Linked DNA regions of Homo sapiens: region 1 is linked to region 2. Evidence: read pairs that join two places in POLR2A ChIA-PET (ENCODE). Cell type or tissue: GM12878. All regions are shown on one strand. Each heading gives the region's core, and the rest is flanking DNA. Links, peaks and the distances in the headings are about the cores only.

Region 1 (5,000 bases), core at 1-5,000, 770 kb before region 2:
GCCTAGGTTCAAATTCTGGCTGTGTCATTAATCACCTTTGTGACTTTGATGAAAACATTTAGTCACCCTGAGATTCAGTGTATTCATCTGCAAAATGTGATCATTGTACCTGTCTTTAAGTTGTGAAAATTAAATAAAAACATCTAATTTTAGGTGCTTAGTACAGACCCTGGTTGTGGTAATTCCTCTAAAAATAATAGTTACTTTTCTAATTATTTATCTAAGTCTATACACATGAGCCAGAAGAGGCAGCCACATTTAGAGATATAAGCAAGAGTGAAGTACTGGAGTGGCTTTACTAAGTCGAACCCTCTTCTTGGTCCCTTGAGCATCTTTAATGGGTCTTTGGAACATGTGACATCTTTCTTCCAGTGGAGAGTGTTGCTCTTAAAGGTACCAGTTATTCACAATCACTCATCTAACAATAACACAATGTGAATAAGACAAAACAAACAAAGAAGAATTCAGAAAGGTATTCTAACTCAGAGTCATTCTTATGTTACTTAAACTCTTCCACACTCAAATTATTCACTTTTAAAATGGAAATACTAATTTATACCTACATATGGTTGTGTGAGGATTAAATAAAATGATGCATTAAGGCAAACTGCACAAGGCTTAGATGTGGAGATATTCATTAAATGGTAGCGGTAGTACCAAAAAACAAAGAGTAGCAGTGGAGCTTATTTTTTTAACCTATTAACTTTCATCAACTTCTGACTCTGCTTGTAGTTTTCTCACATTTGTTTGTAGAATTACCTCACAGAAAAATGTTCCCTCCAGAGAACACTATTAAAAAAAAAGACAAAACACTGAAAAGTGAACACAATATGGTGAAAAAAATCCTAAAACATTATCTATTTAATTTATTCCACTGTTCGTTAGGACTGCAACTTAGCTATTGGAGAAAGGTAGCTAATAACTACAATATTGAGTATTTCAAAAGGCTTATATTTAGTAGTAAAATGTCAAACTCTATGGAACTTAAAAGAGGAACTTATACATTAATTTTTCTGAGTATTATGCAATTTTCCCATATACTTCAAAAATATACTTTAGAGGTTATATTAAATATACCTCACATATTTTTAAATTTCTAAATTTTAATTGATTTAGTCTAAAATTTATTCAAGAACTTGAAAGACTCTCTTTTTTCTCAACAATATGATTACTTACTGTTGGATATTAAATATATTCAATTAACCTCATATCCATATATTTAAAAGTTCAAAACCTTCCGTTCATGTGATACAGAATATAGCAAGATCATGAAAACTTGTTTTCAACAGTATAAAAATGTTTATTTTCTGATTAGTAAAGTATTACATGTTCAGTATAGAAACCTTGAAAAATAGGAAATTAAAGATTATTCCACCATACAAAAATGATATACTTTTATATGAAAAATTGAAATTATAACTGTTTATTCTTTATACATATGCTGCTTTACTTCATTTAACAATATTATCAAGATCACTGCAGGGGTGAGGCTGGGGAGCAACCCTGCTTACTACCCCACAGTTTTCCCATAGCTGGGAGTTTTCCCCCAACAACTCTGTATAAGTGAACACTCAGCTTCCTCTTTACCCCTTACTCACCCACAGGAGGAGAATTAAGGAGGAGCATCATTCCTGTCTGGTGAGTTTGCCAAGAATTTGACATTCACTATGTTGCATTAACTAGAGGCAGTAGCACTGCACTCAAAAAGCAATGCATTTCTCTCCTTATTTTTCTCTTTTTTTCCTAATTGTAAATATTTTTATGTATATGGGTTTAAACATCATTTAAACTGTATCCGCCCTGTATCACCATTGCAAAAAGACCCCAACACCTGATTTTAATTAGGCATGCTTCTCTTATTAACTACTTTCTATTACCCACATTACAGAAATAGGATTAGACCAGGAAAACTTGTTTAATTTAACACAAAGGATGCCCCAGCAGGGGGCTGAGTTGGTGAAAGACAAGAATAATTTCATTCTAAAGATTAACTGGTAGGGTAAGCCCCACATGCGTATTCCTAGCTCCTAATTACAGACCAACACTCTCCCTGAGGTGGCTACCTCACCCAACTCCGGCCAGCAATAGGAACATGCCTAGGTTCATTTGTCTGGCAAAATGCTACCTATTCATTTGTCTACTAAAATGCTGCTGTAGAGGAAGTATACTGGTTTCTAGATTAAAAAAACACAAACATATTGTGAAAGTTGTGATTATCATGAGACAAAGTTTTGTTAAACAATGATGGTTAAAGTAGTCATTCCTCTCCATTTATCTAACTTTTTTTTTGTTTTTGAGACTAGGTCTCACTCTGTTGCTCAGGCTAGAGTCCAGTGGAGCCATTACAGCTCACTGAAGCCTTGACCTGCAGGGCTCAGGTGATCCTCTCATCTCAGCCTCACCAGTAGCAGGTATGCGCCACCACAACTGGCTAATTTTTTGTATTTTTTGTAGAAATGGGTTTCACCATGTTGCCTAGGCTGGTCTTGAACTCCTGGTTCAAGCGATCCTCTCATCTTGGCTCATGCCTGTAATCTCATCCCAAAGTGCTGGGATTACAGGCATGAGCCACCACACCGAGCTGTGTACCCAACTTTTAGTGGAGGGTTTAGTATATGCAGACACAGGGCTAAGCGAAATAGCATTTCTCTTCAATGAATCCTCTTAAAAATCTTATAAGATTATTTTCTTTTATTATACATTATCTACGTATAGGGAAATGGAGCTTTGTAACTTGTCCAGGGTCTCAAAATTAATACACAATAGTCATGATTTTAACCCAGGAAGTCCAATTCCAGAGTTCTAACTTTTAAACTGTTTCATTCTACTGCCTTCTTGTGCTAGGGTCAGCATTTGGATGACTGTTAATTCTGGCATTGATCTTTTAATAGCCTGTGACATAGATGTTATGGGGTGAAAATTACACTGATGATCAACTTATGATCTGGCTAACTGGGTTGTCTACCTAGGCATTCATAAAGAAAGGCTGATCTATGCTCAAACACATTTTCTTAACCACAGGATATATTTTTGCTTCACTAATTGCTGAGAACAGATGAATCATTTCACACAAGTCTGGGTTGTTTTGTGTAGTCATGTGTAGAGGATCCAAGGAGAAAATCTGATCAACATCATTTAAATGGCAGAGAATGAAATATTGGCACAGGAGTGTAGGAATATCCTGCTTAGCTAATGTACAATATGTATGTATGTAGCATGTCTTTTTCTTCCTTTCTGCTTTTAATGTTTTGTCTTTATTAGTAGTTTTCAGCAATTTGACCATAATATGCCTTGGTGTGTTTTTCTGTGTTTCTTCTGCTTGGGGTTTGTGGAGCTTCTTGGAACTCTGACTTTATAGTTTCTATTAAACTCAAACAGAGGAAGGGAGACCCTTCTGAAGATTTATCTCTCTTTTTCTTCCTTCCTCTCTTTTGGTTATTCTGCTCTGCAAATTCTAGATGCACTGACCTCCTCAAAAGCCCACCTATCTCTCTATCTAAATAAGACTACAAAGCTATTTACGACAGTCCGGAAACTGTCTTTGGTAGTAAGGTGGGCGATTTCTGCATTTGCCTGGTTAATATGTCATAGCAGGGACCAAGAAACACATTTAAGAGTAATCTGGAAAATTCTAGATTAGAATAGAGATCTATAAAGATGGATAGAAGAGAACTTCTTCATGCAAATATTGACCTGTGACTCAGAGTTCAATGTTCTGAAAAGAACACTCATAACCTATCAGGTAATTTATTAGAATGACTCTGTGAAGCTTCGACATTATTATGGTTTATTGTAAATGAAGTGAAGATAAAAGGTATAGACTAAGGTATAGAAAGCTCAAAGGGTAGAAGGCTCAATAAGGTAGAAATGTTAATGTAAATAGACTATATAAGAACTGAAAAATCTACAGCCTGATAAGTTTACTGAGCAGTAAGGACACTTCCTCCACTAAGACCATAAAAAATGTACAGGAGAAAGTAGGTAGATATTAACTTCTTTGAACAACATCATGATTGCTAACCCCTGTAAAGTCAGGTTGACTGTGGAAGATGAAGCCTAATATGAATAGAGATCATGGGATTCTGGAATTGCAGAAACCATGGAGTAGCACTTAAAAGTCAGAGGAAAGGTATGTATATTACTATATTGAGCATGAAGGCCAGAATGACCTTAAGGGTGCTTTCACTCACAGGAATCTGTGGCATAGCTAAGGGATTATGCAGAATCTGGAGGCAAATAGTGAACAGTGGCCAGAGGTTTTATCAAACCATATAATTTTAAAAAATGAGAACTAGCTGGCAGAATTCTGGTATCAGCCACTAGTGTGTAAAACCACGGTCTTTTGTTAATTTTCCAAATTTAAGCAAGTTTCCGGATCCAGTGCTCACTGATTAAAGGGAAAACATGGTTCCCTTGTATAAGTATCTTGCAACACCATTGTAGGTATATACATTGAATATTCTGCTTCTTCCTCAAATTGCTGACCTAACATCATGTATCATAATAACTATATACTAAGAAAGAACAATATCTACATTTTTAATCAACTGTTATAGGGTCTGAGGTGATACCAAGGGACCTGGAATGCCACTGTGATCTTCTGGTGAGAAAAGGGGCTTATAGAGGATAAATTTTAAAGTTTTGATTTAAGCTAACAATGGGCACAACAAGTCCTGAAACTCATCCTTTGGTTAATTCCTGAATTCCTAAGTATACAATTTTGATACATAGACTTAAAAACTGGAAAGGACTGCCCTGACCGGTGGAATAAGGGCCCTATGATTTAAAAAAAATAAAAAGGCAACTGAAAGACATGAAAGTTTCTGCTCCTAGTCAAAATAGATAATCAGAAGAAAAACTGAATCCTGCGAGGAAATACAGAGAAGCATTTCCTTAATAGGCTTAAAAGATTTGAGTAGTGGTCCTTTATGATATTGTCATTCATCTAGCCACCACACAAAACGGATGTATTGTGATGGATGAAAATGGACTATCATAAA
Region 2 (8,666 bases), core at 1,544-6,543:
AGCCTACTGTGGAAATCAACTGAACTTAGCAGTTGCTAAGGGGAAAATTCTGGGCAGAAGCCAAACAAGTCCGTGTAGTCTCAGTAAATTGTACCCAAAAAAAGGAATGTGCTCCTACACAGGTAGCCAACAATTATTCTTATCTTTAGATGTGCATGCCAATCTTCTCTTCAAGAAGGAGAATCTATTTCCCCTCTTCTCAGCTCTGATCTGGACTTATGACTTATTTTGGCCAAGAGGATGCAGCAGAAGTGATAGACACTGTGCCTGTTCTGAGCTGAGACTTTAAGAACCCTTTTGGAAACCAGTTGTCATGTTTGAAGGAAGCCAGCTTAGACTGCTCAAGGAAGAGATCTACCTGGAAGAGGACCGAGGTGCTCCAGCCACTCAAACCACCCCAGCTGAGCCACCAGATGTATAAGGGGGGTCTTTTTCAATCTTCTAGACCCAGCCCAGCCACCAACTAATTATATTTGTGTGACCCCAGTTGATACAGCATGGAGCAGAAGACCTGCCAGTCAACCTGTAAGAGAAATAGCAAATCATAAGCCACTAATTTTCAAGGTACTTATACAGCAATAGATAATTACAATTTAAGCAAATCCAAAGGAAATGTAACAAGAGCAGAGACTAGTAGCTGAAGAATAATAGATGAATTTTAAAGGAACTATTTTTTTTAAAGTAACATGAAGTGACAAATGCTAGGGTAGACAACAGAAGAATGGCAATAGAAAATGGCCAAGAAAGCCAATTAATGAGTCTGGGAGGCTGATGACTGAACGTCTAGAATCATTAAACCAAAAACTATCTTTTTGGTTTAACTTGGAACATAGGAGAAAAATTAATTGTTGTGATAAAAGAAAATTGGTCATTTTCAGTAATAGTAAAAGAGCTTACTGCATTCCAATTTGAATATGACTAGGGCAGCTGAACAAAAGTTAAAAATCTCTTTAGAGAAATCAGGAAGCTACCAAAGCAGTCAATACTTCAGGAGCCGTGATCCCAGAGAGAAAAGAAGCTTGTTGACATGACCTCAACAATCTGCGGAAGTCTGATGCATTTGATGATTTCTAAGCTACAGCTACATAGGATTGAGACACTAAGAAACCAAGAAGAAGTTAATGTCTAAAAGCTGGAATCCTAAACAGTGTTCAACAATCTTACTACTGAAAAATTAGAGTTCAGGGCCCTCCCAGAAGGAAGACTACTAGTAAATTTCTTATACTTCCAGTCAAGACTTCAGAAAGACTATAGTCTGAGAATAAATGTGAACTACAATTAGACTTAATTTTACCAAGTACTGAAACCATCTCTGAGTCAACTCAACCTCAGGTTGAACTGTGGTGAACTTCTCTTAATCTAATTGCTAATTAGAAAGGGGGGAAAATCCTCCCTGGAGGAAGGTAACATCTATGAAAGCCTCAAATTATTTATACAATTTTTCAAACACAATGTCTGGCACTCAATTTAAAAACTACAAGGTATGCCTGGAAAAGACAAAATATCTGGCATATAATAGAGAAAACAGACAATGGAAGCAGTCCTATAGGTGATCCAGATATTACAGTTATTACTTGTGGTCTTGGAAATCATTGTAAATATATCTAAGAAAATAAATGACAAGATGGAAAATTTCACTAGAGAACTAGCATCTACAAAAAAAATTACATCTAAGTAAAAAGTCTGTAAATAGGCACTACAATAACAAAAAAATTAAAATCCAATAGATGGGGTTAACTCCAATTTAGACATAGCAAAAGAAAAAATTAGAAATCAGAAGGAAGTTTTATAGAATATATCCACTAAAGCATGGGGAGAAAAAAAATGAAAAAAAGCCACTGTAAAAAGTGTAAACATATAGGCTAGAATGAAAAGATCTAACATATACATAGCCTATAAAAAGTTTGAAAACCAAGAATAGAAGACATCATAGATTATACCTTACCAAAGATGGTCATATAGTCTTTAGTATGGTACTTCTCCTGTTGAGAGTTGAAATCTAATTCCTCTCTCCTTGGATTTGGGCTGGTCTTAGTGACTTTCTTGAGCAGTAGAAAATGGTAGAAGTGACATTCCAGGACTTCTAATCTTGGTCATAAGTCTTGAAGCTTCCACTCAAGCTTCTTCAAACACTATGTTTGCTAGTCTTGAGCTATAATGTAAAAATTCAACTAACCTGAAATCACCATACTGGAGAAGCCATTATGTAGCCACCATGGTGAATAGCCCCAGCTGAGCCAGACTTCTAGTGATCCCTGCCAAGGGGACATGTAAGAGAAGCCATCCACCAGCTGAATACCTCAAAGTGACCTCTCTTCGCACCATATGAAATCCCCAAATTTCCCAGGGTTATGTTCATTATTAATGTAGCAGTTGATGAAGAGTCAAGGACATCTTGTACTTAAATGGTATGGGGTGAGAAATGTTACCAATCATTTTCAGATTAGTGAAAGAGGATCTGAGATATCATAAACTGCTGAAATTACACAGAGCATCTCCTATCTAGTTAGTTCACTAGAACAGGGGTCAGCAAACATTTACCGCAAAGTCTCAGATAGAATATACTTTAGGCTTTATAGGCCAAGCCTATACCTACTATATATATATAGTAGGTACTTACATAACAGAGAAAATAAACTGCCATTAAAATTTTATTGAAAGTATTTTAATTAAATATTAATAATAGAGTATAATATTTTGTAACACAGGTCTACTAATGAGAAGAATGGAATTCTTTTGGGGGTGATAGCATTTAGTTTAATTGGGGTTCCAAATTAGTTTGCCCTATCATCAAATAAATTGGACATGTTCAACTATAAAAACAATTCTTAGCTCATAGGCCATACAAAAATAGGCATCCGACCAGATTTGGCCCACAGGCTGCGGTTTGCTAACCCCTGTACTGTAATCTAAAAAAAGCAAATTGAGTAGCTTTCCTTGAAGCTCCTCTGCAATTAGGTAAACACACAAGGTTAGTGTTGTTTTTGTTTTATATGCTCTTCTGTTGGCTTTGCACAGAGCAGGGAAGATCCACAAATATTTGCTGGGTGCCTTTATGTGATTACTGAGACATATGAGTAACGATGTGGTTTGGCTGTGCCACCACCCAAATCTCATTTTGAACTGTAGCTCCCACAGTTCCGTGTTGTGGGAGGGACCCAGTGGGAGGTAATTGAATCATGGGGGCAGGTCTTTCCCATGCTATTCTCATGATGGTGACTACGTCTTATGAGATATGATGGTTTTATAAAGGGGAGTTTCCCTGCACAAGCTCTCTTTTCTTGTGTACCGCCATGTGAGACAGGTCTTTCACCTCCTGCCATGTTTGTGAGGCCTCCCCAGCCAAGTAGAACTGTGAGTCCATTAAACCTGTTTCTTTTGTACATTGCCCAGTCTCGGGTATGTCTTTACCAGCAGCATGAAGAAGGACTAATACAACTAAAGTGATAAGAAACTGCCCTTCAGGTTTCTCTTCCCTTTTTTCTACATCTCTTGACTTCACTTAAGATCCGCTTTAGAAAGCCTCCCCATCTCTCTGGCACAGAATCACAAAATTGGCCCTATCTGCTAAATATATCTGGGCCTTGAGACTCTGGGTTACTCATCCTCTCTCTGTAAAATCTCCCCTATTTAAGTTTAAGCATCTTCATTGTCAAGAACATTTTTTCCAACCTCACTCACTCAAGTTATGATATAAATTGCTTTCAATTTAACTAACGTAGAAGTTGGTTACTGGTCTGCAAGTATCCCCTCTGTACTTTATGGATGGTCCTATACAGCCTTTTTCATCTCTTCCTCTAAGTGTGTGACAATGTCTGCTTGAATACAGGGAGTGTTTGCTAAGAAACACATTGTTGTGCTAGATCTAAGACAAAAACCAACACCATCAATGAAAATAGTTACATGGTATCATTATTTTCACCTGTGATTAGCTATGGGGTTTTTGTTAAAATCCAACAGACTGTATCTGAAAAACAATGTGATCTGAGGTGAATCAACGTTCTTAGAAAAATTCCAGTAACTCCTACTAAAAATTGCACACTACCATTAAATAAATTCACATGTTGCTAACAAAAACACACAGTTTAGATAATTGAATTCAGTTACTCTACAATGGAAACAGTACTATTTTGGAAAAGACAGAATTTTAACTGTCATTACTAGGCATGCTCCCATTCTCCCATTTTATTTCTTTGTATGAAAACATTTATTTTGAAATTGTCTATAGGCACAATTTGTCTGAAATGATAGATAATGAGAAATGCATAAGATATGTAATTAGCAGATACTTGCACAAAAAAAGAATAACCTAAAACTGGAATTTCTTCATTATTTTTCTGTGCCTAGAAAATCAAAGATCATATTCATCTTTTCTTCAAACTCTCTTACATGGTGTTTTGTTACTTTTATATTTTCTTATAATGAATGAGTTATCTTAAATGACCATCTTATCTTGCTCAGTCCTTTGTCCACATATTTCCATCTACAGCATTAGAGCACTAGAATTTGGCCCAATGATGGGCCAAAGTATGTTGATTAAATTACTAACTCCTATGAGTTCCCACCAACTTGAACATTTTCATTTTTGTTCATAAGGACATGAAAGGATTGCTGTGAACATTGTCTGCTTTCCTAACAGAATTACATTTTGACCTCTGATAATTGAACCTAAACTTTAGGGTGGGACTTTTCTCTGGAATATGTTAATTAGGACCCCAAGGAACTTAGCATATTTTGCTTATCTAACATATCCAATATGTCATTCTCTTTCTCCTGGAACAGATTCTCTTATAGAAACCATAACTTTTTTTTTTGTCTCAACAAAGATGCATTAAGCCTAGGCATGCCAGTTCCTAAAAGTATAGTAAATGTCATTGTGCAAACTTAGTTACTTCAAAAGGGCAGAATCATCAGAAGGCTCATAGCTGTTGGCTTTGTTTGTCACCTGAGAATGGAATTGAACAACTGCACCAAAGAATTTCTGTACTTGGTTCTAAGTGCTTTTCATGAAGACATAAATGTGTTCCATCATTTTATTTACTGTTTCTATATGTCTTCATCAGGATTCCTCCATTTGTCACCGTACATTCTGGGAAGGATAGCTCATTCTTGGATTATCAGTAACCACACATGGCAAGTATGTCATTGTTAATCAGTTGATTTGTGAGTGAATTCTACTATTAGCAATATCTAGAGTAGCTCACTCTTCTCTGAATTTTCCCAAAGCACACACTTAGCATGTGTTATGGGCTGAACTGTGTTCTCCCCCAATTTTTATATTGAAATCTCAACCCCCTTACCTTGGAATGTGATTGTATTTGGAGATGCGATCCTCATGGAGGTAATTAAGTTTGAATGAGGTCATGAGGGTGGGTTGTAACCCAATATGGCTGGTATCCTTATAAGAAGAGGAGAATAGGGCCGGGCACAGTGGCTCAAGCCTGTAATCCAGCACTTTGGGAGGCCGAGGCGGGCAGATCACCTGAGGTCAGGAGTTCAAGACCAGCCTGGCCAACATGGTGAAACCCCATCTCTACTAAAAACACAAAAATTAGCTGGGCATGGTGGCACATGGTTGTAATCCCAGCTACTCAGGAGCCTGAGGCAGGAGAATCGCTTGAACCCAGGAGGTGAAGGTTGCAGTGAGCTGAGATTGCGCCATTGCACTCCAGCCTGGGGGAAAAGAGCAAGACTTCATCTCAAAAAAAAAAAAAAAGTAGGACACAGGCACAAAGGGAAGACCAAGTAAAAACAAAGGAGGAAACACATTATAAGCAAAGGAGAGACAGAGCTTAGAAGAAATCAATCCTGTGAACCCAAAATATCTGAGACAGGTCTCAACCAATTTATCAAGTTTATTTTGTCACGGTTAAGGACACGCATGTGACACAACCTCAGGAGGTCCTGACAATGTGCTAAGGTGGTCAGGGTACAGCTTGCTTTTACACATTTTAGAGAGACAAGAGACATCAATCAATATGTGTAAGATGTAAATTGGTTCGGTCCCATAAGGTGCAACAACTTGAAGCAGAGATTTCCAGGTCATAGGTAGATAAGAGAGAAGAAGTTGCATTCTTTTGAGTCCTTGGTCAGCCTTCCACTGAATACACAATTTAGTCTGGCTCAGTGATTCTGCATTTTTACATAAACAATAGGGTAGAGGAAGAAATCAGATAGATGTGCATTTGTTTCAGGTAAGCAGAGGGGTGACTTTATGTCCTGCATCGGTGGAGATAAGCTATCCGTTTACATTGCCAGGGTGAAATTCAGCAGAACTGCGTTAGGGCAAAAATCTTGAGCCCCATGAAGAATTCCTTATAGGAAAATTGTGAGGGAAGTATGGAGCTCTTTTACCTTTTTAGCTATCTTATCTAGGAATAAAATAGGAGGCAGGTTTGCCTGAGGTAGTTCCCAGCTTGACTTTTCCCTTGGCTTGGTGATTTTGGGGGGTCCTAAGATTTATTTTCCTTTCACAACACCTTGATCTTGGACTTCTAGCTTCCAGAATTGTGGGAAAATAAATTACTGTTGTCTGAGCCCCCCAGTCTGTGGTACTTTATTATGCAGCCGTAGCTAGCTAATACAGTATGCCAACCCAGGCAACAGTTATTTATGCAATAGTATAGCTTCTAGAGGTCAACCTTATGAGATCCTTGGAATTAAAGTCCATGTCCTAAACATTTCTGTGTCCTCTGCAACATACTCTTTTGCACATAATAGATGTTTAATAAGTATAAACTGAACAAATTAATTTTAAAATACAGAAATAGTACAATATTTGTCTACAAGAATATTTTTAAGCAAGCTTTGAAATACATTTTTTAAAAATACATTTAATTTTTAAATACAATATTAAGGAAAAGGACTTGTAAGTATTATGATATTCTACTACGAATAATACCTAACATGGTATTATGATCTTGAAAGAGCTTTTATATATATGGTAATTGGATGAGTTCCCTACTGCTGCTATAACAAGTTACCATAAATAGAGTAACTTGAAATAACACAAATTACTCTCCTACAGTTGTGGAGGTCAGAAGTCTAAAATCCAGGTCTTATCGGGACTGCTGCCTCCCAGAGGCTCAGGGAAGAATCTGTTTCCTTCGCTTTTCCAGTTGGTAGAAGCTGCCTACATTCCGTAGCTCCTGGCCCCTTTCCCATCTTCAAAGGACATCCCTCCAACCTCTGGTTTTGTCATCACATCTTCTTTTTTTGACTTTGATCCTCCTGACTTCTGCTTATAAAGAACCTTGTGATGACGTTAAGCCTATCTGGATAATCTCCTCATCTCTAAACCCTTAACTTAACCATAGCTGCTAATCCCTTTTACCATAAAAAGTAATATACTCACAGATCCCAGTGATTAGGACCATGGACATCTTTGGAGGACCATTCATCAGACTACCACATTTTGGGCAAGCTCTGGGTTAGTCATGCTGTAACAGAAGCAAGTGAAGAGGCTAAAGCCGCCCTGGAGACTGCCCAGAAAAGGAAGTAGAGAAGAGAACCTGCTCCAAGGTGAGTATAAGTAAAAGCAGATAGGCAGGCAGAGGGTCAGTGTTTAAAAGGCATATCAAGCTCAGGAGTGGTCCCAGAAAATGAAAGTAAAACTTGTTCCCTGTTCCTGTCAAGCCCACCACCCTGGTAAATTAACTTTTAATTTATTTAGTAGGATGGAGAAATGGAAAGTATATGCCTGCTAAATTTGAAAATTAATTCCATTCAAACGATGAATTCTGGCAATCATTCCAGGTCCATGTCCTAAAAAGTACTTAACCTTTACAGAGATATCATATTAAAACATAATTTAATGGTCAACAGGTATATGAGAAATACTCAACATCCCTAATAATCAGGGAAATGCAAATCAAAACCACAGTGAGATATCATTAAATATTAGTAAATTAGTATAGCCATTATGGAAAACAGTATGGCAATTACTCAAAAAAACAAAAAACAGAACTATTATATAATCCAGCAACCCCACCATTGGATATTTATCCAAAGGAAAAGAAATCAGTATACCAAAGGGATACCTCCACTCGCATGCTTATCACAGCTCTGTTTACAATAGCAAAGATATGGAATCAACCTAAGTATCCATCAATGGACAAATAGATATAGGAAATATAGTATATATACACCACAATGGAATACTATTCAGCCATGAAAAGAATGAAATCATGTCACTTGCAGCAACATGGGTGGAACTGGAGGTCATTATGTTAAGTGAAATGATCCAGGCACAGAAAGACACACATCACATTTTCTCACACACATGTGGGAGCTAAAAAAGTTGATCACATAGAGATAGAGAGTAGAATGATGATTACCAGAGGCTGGGAAGAATGTGTCTGTGGTGGGAAGGGGGTAACAAAGACAGGTTGGTTAAAGAGTACAAACATACAGCTAGATAGAATAAGTTCTAATGTTCAACAGCAGAGTAGTGTGACTATAGTTAACAATGTATTGTATATTTCAAAATAACTAGAAGAGAGCACTTAAAATGTTCCTAGCTCTTGGAAATGATAAACATTGGAGGTGACAAGCACCCCAAAAACCCTGACTTGATCATTACACAGTCTATGCACATAACAAAATATCACATCTACCCCCATAAATATGTACAATGTGTATTAATTTTAAAATGTCAAAAAAAAAAA

What was found. ChIA-PET counts read pairs that join two places held together with the same protein. Peaks named below come from ENCODE experiments on the same cell type or tissue, not always from the same donor. Only the 100,000 strongest peaks of a DNase experiment are listed, where the experiment ranks them.
Region 1: POLR2A ChIA-PET joins it to region 2 with 5 read pairs; 1 of 35 experiments calls an interaction of 5 or more read pairs at or near these places.

What each region holds. Positions count from the first base shown.
Region 1 is chr13:78,192,060-78,197,059 of GRCh38, reverse strand. All of the region lies in intron 2 of OBI1-AS1 (OBI1 antisense RNA 1), which reads right to left. Among named protein-coding and RNA genes, the nearest start is that of OBI1-AS1, 140 kb to the right of the region's middle. In GM12878, for the core only: no CTCF peak of the experiment used is centred there; DNase peaks (open chromatin) are centred at 2,116 and 2,939.
Region 2 is chr13:77,424,323-77,432,988 of GRCh38, reverse strand. LOC124903186 (a long non-coding RNA gene) reads right to left here and starts at 5,393. Exons shown (of 4, transcript XR_007063828.1): 1 at 5,301-5,393. RefSeq lists an enhancer at 3,177-3,386. In GM12878, for the core only: no CTCF peak of the experiment used is centred there; DNase peaks (open chromatin) are centred at 2,418, 3,128 and 3,468; H3K4me3 peaks cover 1,403 bases; H3K27ac peaks cover 3,464 bases.